Regions from separate parts of the Homo sapiens genome. Here regions 1 and 3 are each linked to region 2. A link is a contact called in ENCODE Hi-C or POLR2A ChIA-PET data. All regions are on one chromosome and are shown on one strand. Each heading gives the region's core, a stretch centred on a gene start or an enhancer-like site at or near the end of the contact. The rest is flanking DNA. Distances are from core to core; before and after follow the strand shown.

Region 1 (3,336 bases), core at 326-2,825, 260 kb before region 2:
ACATATGAGGTTAGAGAGGCTAAGGCAGGCTAGGTACCTTGTTATAGTAATAAATGGTGGAAGAGCTGTGATTCTCATCCCTCCCCAGCTCCACTGCTGGTCCTTATCTTACTACATGGTGCTGACTCTCTGAAGTGCCAACATATTGATACCACAGCCTAAAGAATGCGTAATACTCCACTGAAAAATTTAACCATTTGTCCATCACATACAAAATCGTGAGCCCCAGATGGCCCCTTAGTCCATTTGGTCAAAGCTGCTTTACTCAGAAACAAACCAAACATGTCTATAGAAAAGGCAAATAGGAAGAGAAACAGGCTGTTTACACAGCATATAAATAAATGATCTGCGGGGTTCATCACAGCAGAAGAGAGCCCACAGGTAATTAGGCAGGTAGCATGGTTGGATGAACACGGAACACAGTCGCTGGCACATCTCGAAGGCGAGGGAGGATGGTGTGACTCCAAACCAGGTAGCGCATTCGCTCGGACGACTTGGAATTCTCAGCCAAGCAGGAGTGAGAAGACGCGAAAGATTAAAGGATGGAACATTAGAACCTGGGAGAAAAAGGGCTGAAATTATTTAGCCTGGAGAAGTGAGGTCTGCAGGGTCTCAAAGGAATAATTATTATCTAGGGCAACGTTACCAGGAAATCCCCTCTTCTAAGAATGGGACAAGAACACCAACACAGGAATTTACATTAAATTAATTAGGGTGCAGCACTCATTTACTTGCCCAAGTAAGTGAAAACTTACTCTGGGAGAGGGCAGGGCACGGACACATTGATTTAATTTAATTTAGTTTGTGTAGCATATAGTCCATGTAAGATGATAAAGCAGCAAAATAAACGCTGGTACCTTTGCCATAATAATTTTAAGGCTGTGCTAGAAAAACGGGGAAGGAGTGACAGATAACAAGAACTGCCCCTCTTGTCTGAAGATTCTGAGTCATCACTGACCTGGGGAAATGAATGACTGTGATGACTGTTTGGTCAGAAGTGAGGCAGCAGGGTATGACTTCTCAGGACCCCTGTAAGTCCACAGAAAGTCCCTAACAGGTCATCTTACTTTTTAAAAGTCACATTTCTGCTGGTGTTAATTTTTCCCTGGCTGTTTACTGGTATTCCAGCCTATAAAGCCCTCGCTACAAATGTTCTGTAGTTTTGGCAAGAACAAGAGTCAAATGGCGCTAACTGCATGTGGCCACAGACACGGGGCGGGGCGTTCACTAACGCTAGTCCTGATTTTGCCACCTCACAGTCATCAATTTCCATCACTCTGTCCTCTAGGTTCATGGGTGATGGCAGAACATGAACACACTGTCTGCAGGCCCACAGACCTCACCCATGCTGAAGGTACCTCCTCCCTAAGAACCTCCGCCTACTAGGCTGAGCCGCAGCAGAACAGCACAGCTCTTCAAAGCTCCCAGATTCACGTTGTGTTTGAACAGCTGCTGTCTGCTAGGGAAAAACTCAATTGTAAGTTTGCGGTCTTAATCTCTTTCTCAAATCCCATAAAACGACTATTTTTAGAACTGATGGCTAGAACTGTGAAGCAGATGACATTCAAATCTTAATTTGCATAGGGAGGTTCACATATTTTACACGTCTAAATCTGAGGCAAAAGTGCAAGAAACTGAGCTGCATTTCAGGGAGTGTGGGTCTGGTGGAACAGGGAGAACCACTGCTCAGCTGGAAAGGACAAACTCTAGGCCACAGTGCTGGAGGCGAGTGGCCCATGGAGGGGCAGGCTTCTCCTCTGGCTTCTCCCCCTCAATGCTGAGGCTGAGCCCCGGAAAGGAAAAGATGCGGGCCAGCCCTGCCTCACCTCCCACCAGGGAGTGTGGCAATCAAGGCCTGGTGCCCGTTCCTTACTCTGCCACCTCTCCTCCTGCTAGTACACAAGACATGCCATGCGTCCAGCCAATCATTTTTTTATCTACTGAGCTGTTAGTCATTAGATAAATATTTGCTAAATGTATACAAATGGACAGATCCATGCTAGTTATAAGGGGACTGACAATGAATCAAATACATTCTCTGCCCTTGTAGAGCTTACATCCTGGCGTGGCAGGGAGAGAATAAATACAGGTGAAGTATCCTTAATCTGAAAATCTGAAACCCAAAATGCTCCAAAATCTGACTTTTGGAGTGCCAACAAGATGCTCAAAGGAAATATTCATTGGAGTATTTCGAATTTTCAGATTTGGGATGCTCACCTGATACAATGCAAATATTCTGAAATTAAAAAGAAATCTGAAATCCACAACAATTCTGGTCCTAAGCATTTCAGATAAGGAGTACTCAACCTGTATCTCAGTATCTGTGACAGGAACTACCTGATAACGTGAGGTAGTGAAATTCCGTGAAGTAAAAAACAGTGTTGAGCGAGAGCCAGAGCAACAGCAAGGGGGTCTTTTTGAAGAGAGGGAGCAGGGAGGCTGCCCTGGAGGTGGTTTGAGCAGAGGCCTGGCTGAGAGGAGAAATCTATTTAATTGGAATTGAAAGCTTCCTCACTATATTACTATTTTTGTATATAGCAGTGAGTTGGATAGAGTCTTCTGAAAATGTAGGAGGAACAAAAACCAACTATACTGGTCCTGGACAGGGAAAACCAGGCAGTGCCAGCACAGGGTTTCTGGATGACTGAGGGAGGCCTTGGGCTGAGGACTGGCTACCCGGCCACCGAGGAGGCAGATTCCTGGGACAGTCGGAGGCTCTCCAGCCTCCCTCTCCACCCTTTGTTTGTTCTTTCTGTAGCTCTCCCTAAGAAGGATGGGGGATCTGTCTTGAAGAAAATGCACCTAGTAGGATGAAATGTTTTATGTCTGTACAAACATGTGCAAAATAGTTCACTTTAAAACAGAAGAAGGGCAAGGTGCAATGGCTCATGCCTATAATCCCAGCACTTTGGGAGGCTGAGGCAGGAAGATTGCTTGAGGCAAGGAATTCAAGACCAGCTTGGGCAACATAGCAAGACCCTGTCTCTACAAAACAAATTTTCAAAATTAGCTGGGTGTGGTGGTGCACACCTGTAGTCCTAGCTACTTGGGAGGCTGAGGCAGGAGGATCGTTTGAGCCCAGGAGGTTGAGGCTACAGTGAGCTATGATCATGCCACTGCACTCCAGCCTGGGAGACAGTGAGACTCTGTTTATAACAAATTTTTAAAAGGCCAGGCATGTTATGGCTCACTCCTGTAATCCCAGCACTTTGGGAGGCTGAAGCAGGAGAATCAGTGAGGTCAGGAGTTTGAGACCAGCCTGACCAACATGGTGAAACGCTGTCTCTACTAAAAATACAAGAAAATTAGCCGGGCGTGGTGGCACATGCCTGTAGT
Region 2 (3,346 bases), core at 224-2,723:
GCCCTGAGGACCTCAGTAATTTTTTTTTTTTTTTGGCAATGTCTCCTTCTGTCACTCAGGCTGGAGTGCAATGGCACGATCTCGGCTCACTGCAACCTCCACCTCCCGGGTTCAAGCGATTCTCCTGCCTCAGCCTTCCGAGTAGCTGGGATTACAGGCGCGCACCACCATGCCCGGCTAATTTTTGTATTTTTAATAGAGACGAGGTTTCACCATGTTGACCAGGCTGGTCTCGAAGTCCTGGCCTCATGTGATTTGCCCACCTCGGCTTCCCAAAGTGCTGGGATTACAGGCCTGAGCCATTGCATCCGGTCCTCAATGACTTTTCTATGCACTGTTTGTTACCAGGTCTTTGTGGATGATGACACTATTTTCCAAATGAAGACACTGAAGCCTTAAGACAAAACTTTAAAAAAAAAGATCATAGATTGAAATGTGATAAAGGTGTCATTCATGAAATTAACAGAAATCATCAGCACTGTAAAAAAGCAGATGTCAAAAAGACAAAACCTAGTGAAAATACACTGGCACTCACATGCTCTTAGGAAAGTAAGCCTTCTAATTAGGACTGTGTGCCATTATCACTTCTATTTTGCAAAATTGTCCATTTTTATGTAAATGCTAGCCATTTTCAGTTTTACTCAGTAAAAAACTTAGATTTTGTAACTGCAAACTTCATACTCTGCAACTGATGTTTATTAATAGGACCAATGGATACAAATGTCATGTCATAACTTTATACTGTAATTAAGCATTGCTCCAAAGAGAATCACTTAGCAGACACTGAATAAATAAATTTTGTTATATTAAAAAAAAGCCACGCACTGTAGCTCAGCCTTGTAATCCCAGCAATTTGGGAGGCCTAGGTGGGAAGATAGCCTGAACCAAGGAGTTTATATATATATGTATTATATAACATATATAATACATATGTTATATATGTTATAACTGGGCAACACAGGGAAACGCCCATCTCTAAAAAAATTTTTAAAAATTAGTCAGGCATGGTGGCACAGGCTTGTAGTCCCAGCTACTCAGGAGGCTGAGGTGGGAGGATTGCTTGAACTTGGGAGGTTGAGGCTACAGTAAGCCATGATCATGCCATGGCACACTCCAGCCTGGGTGACAGAGCAAGACCTTGTATCAGAAAAAAAGAAAAATAAGGTAAACAAAACAAAAAAAATTAGATGGAGGAAGATAATCTCTGAAAGACTTAAACATTTAAGTATTATATAAGTATTAGACCACAAAAGTAAGCAATCCCAGCAGTGATTTATCTATGTCGAAATAATCTTACTCACAGCTGCAAAATCATGCAAGTGTTTTGGGTATTGCAGCAGAGACAGCTAATTGTACACCACGAGTCCTCTCATGTGATAGAACTGTAACCAGGAAGTCTCTGCCCAGCAAGAGACTGTATTTCCTAGTACCTCCCTACCTCCAAGTGGAGCCATGTGACTGATACTTGCAATCGGAATGATGTATCTCACTCCTGGCCAAGGCAGTTAAGAAATGGGTGTGTTTCTCCACATGTTCTCTTCCCCTGCCAGCCAGCTAGGTGTAAAGAACTTGAGGCCCTAGAGAATGAAGCCACCAGATGGAAAGGGCTGGGATTCCTGAATCACTTGTGATGGAGGGCTGACTACCAAGAAACATCTACATGGGACTGCTAAAGGAGTATAAAATAATCCCAGTGAAGTGGGAGCAGAAAAAAAAAAGTTAAAAAATAAAGACAAAAAACAGAAGAATAAAAACAATTTTAAAATTCCATTTTGTGAAGTCTCTGAAAACTACGCTAATATTAACATAGATACTAAGCTATTTTGAAGCACTGAAGCTCTACGTAGGCATCAGGAACATTTTGGGCCTTAGGAGAAAAAAGAGCAAGTTTCATGTTTACTGTTTTTTCCCTATTCCCATGCCGAGCCCAGCAGCAGGTAGTGAGTATGTGATGAATAATTGAATGGATGGTAAATAAACAAATTAACAGATGAATGGATGAGTGAATGGATGGATAAATTAGGAATTCACATAAAAATTGTCTTATTTCATTTTCTGTTGCTCTAAATGGAATATCACAGATGGGGTAATTTATTAAAAAGATGTTTATTTGGCTCATGGGTTCTGGAGGCTGGGAAGTCCAAGAGCATGGCACCAGCATCTGGTGAGGCTCATCCCATGGCCAAAGCCAGAGATGCAAGGCATCACATGGCAAGCAAGCACATGAAACAGAGTGGGGAATTGGGGTCGAACTTATCCTTGTATTAGGAGCCCACTCCCTCTAAAACTAAGCCACTCCCATAATAATAGCCTTAGTCCATTCAGAGGGCTGAGCCCTCATGGCCTAATTACCTCTTAAAGGCTCCACCTGTCGGCCAGGCACAGTGGCTCACGCCTGTAATCCCAGCACTTTGGGAGGCCGAGGCAGGTGGATCATAAGGTCAGGAGATCGAGACCATCCTGGCTAACACGGTGAAACCCCAACTCTACTAAAAATACAAAAAAATTAGCCGGACATGGTAGCAGGCACCTGTAGTCCCAGCTACTTGGGAGGCTGAGGCAAGAGAATGGCATGAACCTGGGAGGCAGAGCTTGCAGTGAGCTGAGATAGCACCACTGCACTCCAGCCTGGGAGACAGAGCAAGATTCTGTCTCAAAAAAAAAAAAAAAAAAAAAGCTCCACCTGTCAATGTGGTCACAATGGCAATGAAATTTCCTTTTTTTTTTTAAACAGTGTCTTGCTGTGTCACCCAGGCTGGAGTGCAGTGGTGCAATCTCGGCTCACTGCAACCTCCACCTCCCAGATTCAAACGATTCTCCTGTCTCAGCCTCCTGAGTAGCTGGGATTACAGGCGCACGCCATCATGCCTGGCTAATTTTTGTATTTTTAGTAGAGATGGGGTTTCACCAATGTTGGTCAGGCTGGTCTTGAACTCCTGACCTCATGATTCGCCCACCTCGGCTTCCCAAAGTGCTGGGATTACGACGTGAGCCACTACGCCCAGCCAGCAATGAAATTTCAACATGAGTTTAGAAGGGGACATTCAAATCATAGCAAAAGCTACAATAGTCTCAAATAAAATAATACTAAACATTTGTGGGAAAGGTTCTACAGATTAACTAGTATTTATTTATGTATATTTTAGGTAAAGAGAGAACTAGAGAAAGCTATGCTAAAAGGTAGTGAGTTTTCCTGGAGATACTAAAGACTAGACCAAGCAACAACTTGGCAGGGGTAGAACATGGGACAGAGAAGGTTCAAGCTTGGAAAGGTGGTTGGACTAGTTTTGCCTTGATATTACCTGACCTTTAAATAAAGTGATGAGGGATACTAGTTAAGGATTCT
Region 3 (3,609 bases), core at 348-2,847, 280 kb before region 2:
GACCATACTAGCCACAGTTCTGGATTCAGTAACAGCAGATTCCCGGTCTAGCTTGGCCTCCTTGCCAATGGTTTGTCTACAGAACTACAAATTTCAAATGTTAAAAACATTTTAGACACAAATCATTTCTTTTGGAATAAGCTAGGGTATAAAAACATATTTTTTAAAAACCTCATTTGCAGTCAGAAGGATGATTGAATGGAAATAGTTGTGACAACCAGACTGCCAAACAAGGGAAGCTTGGGCAACCAAGAAACTGTGTGAAAGCAATGTTGAGATGGGGGTGGCATGGTTTCATGTAGGAATAAAACATAGCCTTCATTTCGGCTGGAACCTTGGTTTACTGGCTTTCAATTTTAATCTAACCATCAGGATAGAGATTTATAGGGAATTTCCACACAGTTGTTTTTTTAAAACCTCAAGATTTAATTTGATTAACAGGGACATGTAGGAGAAGGCCTAGATTGCAACTAAAATATTTAGAGGAGACAAAATAAGTTTAAATATAATGAATCTGAATTTAAGTTTCACAGTAGTTAAAGTCGGGGTGAAACTGCCCTGTGAACTTGCTTTTGTGTTCAATAGTCTCTCCTGTGAGACAGGTAGCACAAAGCTTCTTTATTCTAGCTCCATGGCGGTCACCTTAACACTTAGCGGCTGACCTGCAGCATGACTGCGGCACAGCAGGCCTCCTTTGTCGAAGCATCTTTGCGGGGCTGGCCCATGGACTGGTATGGGTTAAGGTAACTTCTCCTGCCCAATAGCAGGAAAGGCCCTAGGCATGTGTTTCTCTCTCTTGTCCACAAAGGAAAGATAATATGAATTTTGGTTTAAAAATACTGTGTGGTTCCATATGACTTAAGAATGAATGTATTAAAGTGTTATTCTTTGTTGTTCACATTGACAAAGCAATTTTTAAAAAAATTCTAGGAGGGATTAGAAAAATACCATCAGTTACCTCCAGGAAAGAAAAGTAGGTGGCTGATGGTGAGAATGACAGAGATTTTTACTATAGACCCCTCTGAATGCTTTGAATTTTGTAGAATCTACTGTGTATTGTTAAAATGCCAAAAATTCAAAATAAAAAAATTTCATGGGCCAGATCATTCTAATTAAAGAAAACAAATTATCCAACCTGGGGAACAGCACTCACTTTTTAAGTTCACTAGAGTGCCATATACTGTCTTTGAAAAGATTATTTAATGGGGTACCACATATAACATACCTTCTAGTATTCAATAGTTAATTTCTGTTCTCTAGTATTAATAGAATCAAGTGGAAAATTCTTTTACCTTGACAAAGTAGCTCTATGGATCAAAATACTATTTTTAAAAAGATCAGGATGAGCATGGTAGCTCGCACCTGTAATTCCAGCACTTTGAGAGGCCAAGATGGGGGTATGGCTTGAAGCCAGGAGTTTAAGACCAGCCTGGACAAAATAGTGAAGTCCTATCTCAACCAAAAATTTTAAAAAATTAGCTGGGCATGGTGGCATGTGCCTTGTCTACAGTCCTAGCTAGTACAGGCTGAGGTGGGAGAATCACTCGAGCGCAGGAGCTTGAGGCTGCAGTGAGCTGTGGTGGCGCCACTGCACTCTAGCATGGGTGACAGAGCCAGGCCCTATCTCCCTGCACCCCCCAAAAAAGGCCAGCATTTGTCTCAAAGGCTCTCACATGCTCTCTCATTGTAAGATCTTTACTGGCTTATCTGTGGACCTTCTCAACATCCAAGAATGAAAAGACCCATTTAGTAAATTCTCACTTCCATTCCCTTTTTCAATATTTACCATAGGCAGATGGCTAAGTTCTCAGCTTACTGATGTGGGAATAATCATGATAGCTAAACAGTAGTTATTAAAAATCAGCCTTATCTAATCAATAGGGCACTAACGAGTAACTGAACAACAAGCATTTGTGGTCATCAGAGTGTTTCCAGGTTGCTGAAAATATTATGAGAGATTTATTTGCATTATGTACAGGGATGGTCCATTGTGATTCCCTAAGTCAGTTTCATGTTTAAATTTTATTCCTCTTTTTCTTTGAGCTCAGAAACTTCAAAATGAAAAACTCAAATGCAGCACTATTTAAAAAATCTGTGAAATGCCTCATAGCAATAGGTCTTTCTAACATCTAATCTGTAAGAATAATTTATTTTAAAGGATCTGTGTATGAACTGCTTCATACAACTCATACACAGATTCAGAATTTTTCAAAAACCAGTTTTAGTAGGTTACGCACAGCACGCTCAAAATGGAGGGCCACGGCCCCCCTGGCTGAGCTGGCCTTGCAGACAGACGTGTACGACATGCAGTGATTCTGCAACTGGGAAAGATGCGGGGAGCAACACAGCTCCTCAACTCACATAGGGACCTCCCCAACAGAAGGAAGTTGCTCTGGAATGGACCTTCTGCCATTTTCACGTCATTACTGTCTCTGGGGTAAATATAACAAGGTATTGCAACTCATTTGGGCAGGAGGGCAGATCCGAATACATGTTCATGTTCTGGCCTGGCTTTTACTCCCTTGGCTCAGTTTTCCTCTGTTTCAAACTTGCCATGGACAGGGTATTTATCTAGTACTGAGAAATGAAATTCAGAAAAATTTACCACCAAGAATTGTACCAATAGTCAGCTAATCTTTTTTTTTTTTTCTTGAGACGTAGTTTCGCTCGTGTTGCCCAGGCTGGAGTGCAGTGGCGTGATCTCGGCTCACAGCAACCTCCGCCCCCTGGGTTCAAGTGATTCTCCTGCCTCAGCCTTCCAAGTAGCTAGGATTACAGGCAGGCACCACCATGCCAGGCTAATTTTGTATTTTTAGAAGAGAAAGGTTCTCCATGTTGGTCAGGCTGGTCTCAAACTCCCAAACTCAGGTGATCTGCCAACCTTGTATTCCCAAAGTGCTGGGATTACAGGCGTGAGCCACTGCACTCAGCCTTAGCTAACTACTTATAGTCTCTAATGCTTTCTTCTCCACTTTCTTCAGGAGTTTACCAAAAATCCGCCCACAGCAAAAGGCCTAGAAGTCAAAGTTTTGAGAAATCTATACGAGCTGTGATACAAATTTTGGCTATTGCTATCATTTTAATATTTCTATTGTTTTTATGAGTCAGGGCTTATAGCAAAAAATGAAAATCCCGCTGGCGACCAGGCGTGATGGCTCATGCCTGTCATCCCAGCACTTTGGAAGGTTGAGGTGGGCAAATTGCTTGAGCTCAGGAGTTTGAGACCAGCATGGACAATGTGGTGAAACCCTGTCTCTACAAAAAATACAAAAATTAGCCGGGCATGGTGGCGCGAACCTGTAATCCCAGCTACTTTGGGGGCTGAGGCAGGAGGATCACTTGAGCCCAGGTCAAGGCTGCAGTGAGCTGTGATCGTGTCACTATACTCCAGCCTGGGTAAGACACTATCTCAAAAAAAAAGTTAAAAGATTTAAAAAAAAAAAATGCCACTGGCAAAAAGCCAATGTGAGTGAGAATTCTAATTTTTGTGAAATCACTGTGGTGAAGTTAAGGTTTAGAGGTAAAATACATGCTAATCTTTTGCTGTCTTAAAAGTTCATCTCCTAGTTTAAGCCACTAAAGGTGGAAACTGGACGTTTTAGTTTGTTC

The links. A loop is a pair of places that touch in the nucleus more often than their neighbours do. ChIA-PET counts read pairs that join two places held with the same protein, here RNA polymerase II (POLR2A). Pooled maps may share reads with other maps.
Region 1: a map of A673 shows a loop between it and region 2 (3-fold over the local background). The contact joins two enhancer-like sites. A Hi-C loop is called at or near these places in 5 of 168 maps with a recorded cell type or tissue (A673, GM12878, IMR-90 and 2 more), 23 of 37 single-sample maps with no recorded cell type and 10 of 50 pooled maps. POLR2A ChIA-PET finds 5 or more read pairs at or near these places in 5 of 52 experiments (AG04450, GM10248, PC-9 and 2 more).
Region 3: a loop to region 2 is called in a map of Caco-2, with 5 times the contacts of the local background. The contact joins two enhancer-like sites. A Hi-C loop is called at or near these places in 5 of 168 maps with a recorded cell type or tissue (Caco-2, IMR-90, chondrocyte and 2 more), 1 of 37 single-sample maps with no recorded cell type and 6 of 50 pooled maps. POLR2A ChIA-PET finds 5 or more read pairs at or near these places in 7 of 52 experiments (A549, AG04450, PC-9 and 4 more).

The regions. Positions count from the first base shown.
Region 1 is chr6:158,473,655-158,476,990 of GRCh38, reverse strand. The region is part of intron 6 of TULP4 (TUB like protein 4); the gene reads right to left. Among named protein-coding and RNA genes, the nearest start is that of TMEM181, 85 kb to the left of the region's middle. RefSeq lists enhancers at 1,062-1,141, 1,162-1,241, 1,562-1,611, 1,659-2,231. Within about 2 kb of position 1,575, at least 8 of the 41 ENCODE cell types and tissues checked have a DNase peak (open chromatin) inside an H3K27ac peak, as active enhancers do; they include PC-9, where a contact is called at or near this core.
Region 2 is chr6:158,217,483-158,220,828 of GRCh38, reverse strand. No RefSeq gene overlaps it. Among named protein-coding and RNA genes, the nearest start is that of GTF2H5, 51 kb to the right of the region's middle. Within about 2 kb of position 1,473, at least 3 of the 41 ENCODE cell types and tissues checked have a DNase peak (open chromatin) inside an H3K27ac peak, as active enhancers do; they include PC-9, where a contact is called at or near this core.
Region 3 is chr6:158,494,884-158,498,492 of GRCh38, reverse strand. All of the region lies in intron 11 of TULP4 (TUB like protein 4), which reads right to left. Among named protein-coding and RNA genes, the nearest start is that of TMEM181, 63 kb to the left of the region's middle. Within about 2 kb of position 1,597, at least 2 of the 41 ENCODE cell types and tissues checked have a DNase peak (open chromatin) inside an H3K27ac peak, as active enhancers do.